Linked DNA regions of Homo sapiens: region 1 is linked to region 2. A link is a contact called in ENCODE Hi-C or POLR2A ChIA-PET data. All regions are on one chromosome and are shown on one strand. The core of a region is the stretch at or near the end of the contact, and the rest is flanking DNA. Distances in the headings are between cores, read along the strand shown. Region 1 has its middle 8.1 kb from the start of TCTN1. Region 2 overlaps ATP2A2 (ATPase sarcoplasmic/endoplasmic reticulum Ca2+ transporting 2).

Evidence for each region. A loop is a pair of places that touch in the nucleus more often than their neighbours do. ChIA-PET counts read pairs that join two places held with the same protein, here RNA polymerase II (POLR2A). Pooled maps may share reads with other maps.
Region 1: a loop to region 2 is called in a map of chondrocyte, with 5 times the contacts of the local background. The contact joins two enhancer-like sites. A Hi-C loop is called at or near these places in 1 of 168 maps with a recorded cell type or tissue (chondrocyte) and 3 of 50 pooled maps. POLR2A ChIA-PET finds 5 or more read pairs at or near these places in 3 of 52 experiments (T-cell, activated CD4-positive, alpha-beta T cell and activated T-cell).

Annotation. Positions count from the first base shown.
Region 1 is chr12:110,604,546-110,607,479 of GRCh38, reverse strand. No RefSeq gene overlaps it. Among named protein-coding and RNA genes, the nearest start is that of TCTN1, 8.1 kb to the left of the region's middle. Within about 2 kb of position 1,644, at least 9 of the 41 ENCODE cell types and tissues checked have a DNase peak (open chromatin) inside an H3K27ac peak, as active enhancers do.
Region 2 is chr12:110,338,058-110,340,903 of GRCh38, reverse strand. It overlaps ATP2A2 (ATPase sarcoplasmic/endoplasmic reticulum Ca2+ transporting 2), which reads right to left. Exons shown (of 20, transcript NM_170665.4): 12 at 1,501-1,623; 13 at 1,183-1,401; 14 at 1-245. Among named protein-coding and RNA genes, the nearest start is that of ATP2A2, 58 kb to the right of the region's middle. RefSeq lists enhancers at 1-403, 1,811-1,910. Within about 2 kb of position 1,250, at least 7 of the 41 ENCODE cell types and tissues checked have a DNase peak (open chromatin) inside an H3K27ac peak, as active enhancers do.

The DNA.
Region 1 (2,934 bases), core at 395-2,894, 270 kb before region 2:
ATCTAGTATCCTGAAGCTTTTCCCTTATGTTTTCTTCTAGGAGTTTTGAGGTCTTAACATTTTGAGTTCTTTAATCCATTTTGAGTTTATTTCTGTTATCTGGTATAAAGTAAGGATCCAGCTTCATTCTTCTGCACGTGATTTCCAGTTTTCCCAGCACCATTTGTTGAAGGGACTCTTCTTTCTCCATTGTGTAGTCTTGGCATGCTTGTTGAAACTCCTCTAGCCATATATGCAAAAATTTCTTTCAGTTCATTATTTTTTTATTTTTTACAATTTTTTGTAGAGACGGGGTTTCACTATGTTGCCCAGGTTGATCTCAAACTCCTGCCTCAAATGATCCTCCTGCCTCAGCCTCCCAAAGTGCTGGGATTAGAGGCATGAGCCACCGTGCTTGGCCCAGTCCATTCTTTTTTTTTTTTTTTTTTTTTTGAGATGGAGTTTCGCTCTTGTTGCCCAGGCTGAAGTGCAATGGCATGATCTTGGCTCAGCGCAACCTCCACCTCCTGGGTTCAAATGATTTTCCTGCCTCAGCCTCCCGAATAGCTGGGATTACAGGCATGTGCCACCATGCCCAGCTAATTTTGTATTTTTAGTAGAGACGAGGTTTCTCCATGTTGGTCAGGCTGGTCTTGAACTCCCAACCTCAGGTGATCCACCTGCCTTGGACTCCCAAAGTGCTGGGATTACAGGCATGAGCCACCACGTCCGGCCCCAGTCCATTCTTTTTATTGGTGGCAAGTATTACAAAAATGGCTCCTTTGCAATTTATCCATCCATTCATCAGTTGAAGGAATTTGGGTTTTTCTAGGTTTTGGTGGTTAAAAATAAAACATATGTTTCATTTCTCTTATATACATACCTAGGAGTGAGATTTCTGGGTTTTATGGTCAGTATGTGTTTAAATATATAAGAAACTGCCCAGTTTTTTCCAAAGTGACTGGCCCATTTGCCTTCCCAATAACAAGGTATGAGAGTCCCAGTTTCCCATGCTCACGGGCACTTAGGATGGCCACCTTTGTTTTCATTTTTGTTTTTAGTTATTCTGATAGGTGTATGGTGGCTTCTGCTTGCAGTTTCATTAACTGGCTTTTAAGAAATCCAATCACGGCCCAACGCGGCAGCTCACGCCTGTAATCCCAGCACTTTCGGAGGCCGAGGCAGGTGGATCAGGAGGTCAGGAGTTTGAGACCAGCCTGGCCAACATAGTGAAAACCCGTCTCTACTAAAAATACAAAAAAATTAGCCAGGCGTGGTGGTGGGCACCTGTAATCCTAGCTACTTGGGAGGCTGAGGCAAGGAGAATCACTTGAACTTGGGAGACGGAGGTTGCAGTGAGCTGAGATCGCACCACTTCACTCCAGCCTAATGACAGAGTGAGACTCCGTCTCAAAAAAAAAAAAAAAAGAAAGAAAGAAATCCAATCACCTGGTGACAGCACATCTACATTACATTTTAATCTTGGGGTGCTGAAAGTATTTGTCAAATGTGAAATGAAAAAATAAATTTGTTTTTTCTGTATATAAGGAGCTTCAAAAAATGAAAGTAAGCTGGCTTCCTGGTCCCACTGAGCGACCCTGCTCTCTCCTCCTCCACCGCTATTTCTGTTTCTGTGTTGTAAATATGTTTTCATTCTTTCCTCGGGACCTGCAGATAGTTCCTCTTTCACTTACTTTTTACTGGCTACTGGCAGCCTGTTAGTGAATTCTTCTTCTTCTTCCTCTTTTTTTTTTTTTTTTTTTTCTTGAGACAGAGTTTCACCCTTGTTGCCCAGTCTGGAGTGCAAAGGCGTGATCTTGGCTCACTGCAACCCCCGCCTCCCGGGTTCAAGCGATTCCCCTGCCTCAGCCTCCTGAGTAGCTGGGATCACAGGTACACACCACCTCTCCCGGCTAATTTTTTATTTTTAGTAGAGACGGGGTTTCACCATGTTGGTCAGGCTGGTCTCAAACTCCTGACCTCAGGTGATCCACCCGCCTTGGCCTCCCAAAGTGCTGGGATTACAGGCGTAAGCCACCACGCCCAGCCGTTTTTTGTTTGTTTGTTTTCTTTTTTTTTTTTTGAGATGGAGTCTTTCTCTGTTGCCCAGGCTGGAGTGCAGTGGCACCATCTCGGCTCACTGCTCACTGTAACCTCCACCTCCCAGGGTCAAGCGATTCTCCTGCCTCCGCCTCCCAAGTAGCTGGGATTACAGGCACATGCCACAGCGCCCAGCTAATTTTTGTATTTTCAGTAGAGACAGGGTTTCACAATGTTGGCCAGGCTGGCCTCAAACTCCTGACCTCAAGTGATCCACCCACCTCAGCCTCCCAAAGTGCTGGGATTACAGGCGTGAGCCACTGCCCCTGGTCAGAAATACGTATTCTTCAAGATAAAATCCATCATACTGATGCTTCCAATTAAGACTCCATCCCTCCACCCAAAAAAAAGAGAATAACAATACCAATAACAATACTAATAATACAGAATAATGATACCAATACTACCACACAACCATAGGATTATTTAAAATATGTTAAGAATGTTTTTAGCTGCACACTTTCTTTTTGAGACAGAGTCTCACTCTGTTGCCCAGGCTGGAGTGTAGTGGCATGATCTCAGCTCACTGTGACCTCCACCTCCCAGGTTCAAGAGATTCTCCTGCCTCATCCTCCCGAGTAACTGGGACTGCAGGCGCCTGCCACCACATCCAGCTAATTTTTGTATTTTTAGTAGAGGCGGGGTTTCTCCACATTGGTCAGGCTGGTCTTGAACTGCCGACCTCAGGTGATCCACCCACCTCGGCCTCCCAAAGTGCTGGGATTACAGGCGTGAACCACCGTGCCCAGCCTGCACACTTTCATTTAATCCCTCTGTTTTTAGGATGTTGCCTCGCCTCCAAGTGTTTTCTCTGATTGCTATCCCTGGACCCAGAACTTCTCTGGTTCAAGTTCT
Region 2 (2,846 bases), core at 1-2,500:
CAGGCGTCTCGCTGGGCGGAGGGGTTGAGTTCATCAAACTCCCGGCCTGTGAAAGCTTTTGACGTCACGTCCTCATCCTGCCCGAAGATGCCGATGCGGCGACAGATGGCCACAGCAGTGCCCTTGTTGTCCCCAGTGATCATGATGACCCGGATGCCTGCTTGCCGGCACAGCTTCACGGAGGAGGCCACCTCGATTCTCGGAGGATCCAGCATGCCCACGCAGCCAACGAAGGTCAGATTGGTCTAAAATAAGAGCATCACTTTAAATAAAAGTGGCAAGTTCTAGTTTTTGTCCCCTAGTTTGAAAAATGCCCAGTTAAACATTGAGACAGGTTTCTGCATTTTTTTTCTTTTTTTTTTTTTGAGGCGGAGTTTCGCTCTTGTTGCCCAGGCTGGAGTGCCATGGCGCAATCTCAGCTCACTGCGACCTCCGCCTCCCAGGTTCAAGAGACTCTTCTGCCTCAGCCTCCAGGGTAGCTGGGACTACAGGTATGCGCCACCACACCTGGCTAATTTTGTATTTTTAGTAGAGATGTGGTTTCTCCATGTTGGTCAGGCTGGTCTCAAACCCCCAACCCCAGGTGATCTGCCAGCCTCGGCCTCCCAAAGTGCTGAGATTACAGGCATTTGAGCCACCGTGCCTGGCGGTTTTTGCATTTTCTTATGAGAAAAAAAAATACCACTACACCCGTTATCAAACCATTCTTTAACTCTTGTGCTATTCTGAGCCCACAGTACCAAAGCTTCTTCATTTTGTTCATAGCTTTAGGATGTCACATCCTTGATATAAAAGAATTCTACTCTGAGTAGAAAAGTGGAAGTAATCTCCAACTTGGATCTTTTGACCTTCAGTAACTAATGAATATTCTAGAAATGTCACCAATTTAAAAAAAATCATGATTTAGATGAGAGGCAAAATGGGGTTTACAAGCTTAAGCTCATCTTGATTATTCTACTTTGAAAATATTCTACTTTGAAAATAACACTTTTATGAAATTATTAACTATGTATGTTTGAAGCAGCAAATTTTAAGGGTGACACAGCTGGCAGGCAGAAAAACAAATAACCACACCTCTTTCTTGGCAAAAGTGAGAACTGTTTGACCTTTTGCTTGAAGGAGTACTGTTTAAACACAATGAATCGTGCAGGGTGTGGACAAAGAAACTTTTCATTAGCTAACCTCATATTTAATAAAGTTGGCAGAGTCCTCAAGGTGCATTTCTTCTCTTCTCAGTGGGTTGTCATGAGTGGCCAGGGCCAGGCATCGCAGTGTGTCGCTGCCACTACCCCACTCTCGAATGACAGACATGATCTTCTGTTTGACTCCAGAGGTCATAGGAACCTTAGTACTTCCAACTCGAATGTGGGTGCACCTGTCAATGACACCTTCAGGAGCACCCTGGAAATGTTACAGATTTAGATAAACAATTTTGTTTTATTGGTTCACCGGGATCTTAACCCTGGCAAGAACATCTCAATTGCAATCTGCCATACTTGCCTTCACAAACATCTTGCTCATTGATGTCCTGCTTGGTTTATTTGGTGTACAGTAAACCGACATTGACTTTCTGTCACGTGAAAACTCTAGAGTGAATTCCTTTTTCATCAGCTGTTTAATGACCTACAAAGGGAACAAATATGGATACTACTGGGTGGCAATTTCTGAACTTTTTTACCTAACAAGCAGTAAGCACACCTATTACATGACAGATGCTAGGAATATAGCAATAAACAAAACAGACAGGTTTTTGCCCTCATGAAACTTGTCCCCTATTTTGGGAGAGACAGACTAAGATGCAAAAGTAACACAAGTGCTATAGAGAAAAAGGGAAGGGGGATAGAAAATTTGCATACATACATATGAACTGTTACATAAAGTGGCCAGAAGGCGGTGACATTTGAATAAAGATGGCCCCATGGGGCCTGAAAAGATGTGTGTGAACCCAGTGGGTGGTGGTGAAGACCCACCAGGCAGAGAACGGAAGTGCAACCTGGCAAGTCCTGGAATGGTAAAGGAGTGCCAACGTGGCTGGAATAGAGTTTACATGAGCAAAAGGTGAGGCAGGTAATGGCAGAGGATGGTAGAAGCAGGTCATTAAGACCTCAAAAGTCATTATGGGGCATTTGGCTTTTAAGACAAGTAAAACAGAAGACAACGGAGGGTCTCAAGCTCCAGTTGTCAAGAATTGGCTGAAGGTGGTCGGGTGCAGTGGATCACCTGAGGTCAGCAGTTCATGACCAGCCTGGCCAACATGGTGAAACCCTGTCTACAAAAATTAGCTAGGTGTGGTGGCAGGCACCTGTAATCCCAGCTACTCAGGAGGCCGAGGCAGGAGAACTGCTTAAAGCCAGGGGGGCAGAGATTCCAGTGAGATGAGATTGCGCCACTTCACTCCACCCTGGACGAAAGAGCAAACTCCATCTCAAAAAACAAAAGCATTGGCTGAAGGGAGACAAGGAATACCATTCAGTATAATGACACTGACTTAAACTAGGGAACGTTGGAGGTGAAGAGATGGCCCCAAGCAGAGCTGTCCACCAGAACTCTGTGAAAGATGGCAATGCTCTGTGGCCACTGTTCATGTGGCTGTCACACGTGATGGATAAGCACTTTAAGTGAATATGGCTAGGGCATCTAAGGAAGTGTTTTTAGGTATTCTAAGTAGTTTTAGATAGCTAGTGGCTACTGATTATAGTAATGAGACCAGAAGAGATCATGGGAGTAACTATAGACAGAAATGGCTGAGGACTATGGAGCCTTCACCTCCTGGTGCCTTGTGAAAGACCCAGCTACAAAGACCTCGAATGAGAGGCCAGGGAGGGAGAGCAAGTATGGGATCGTGG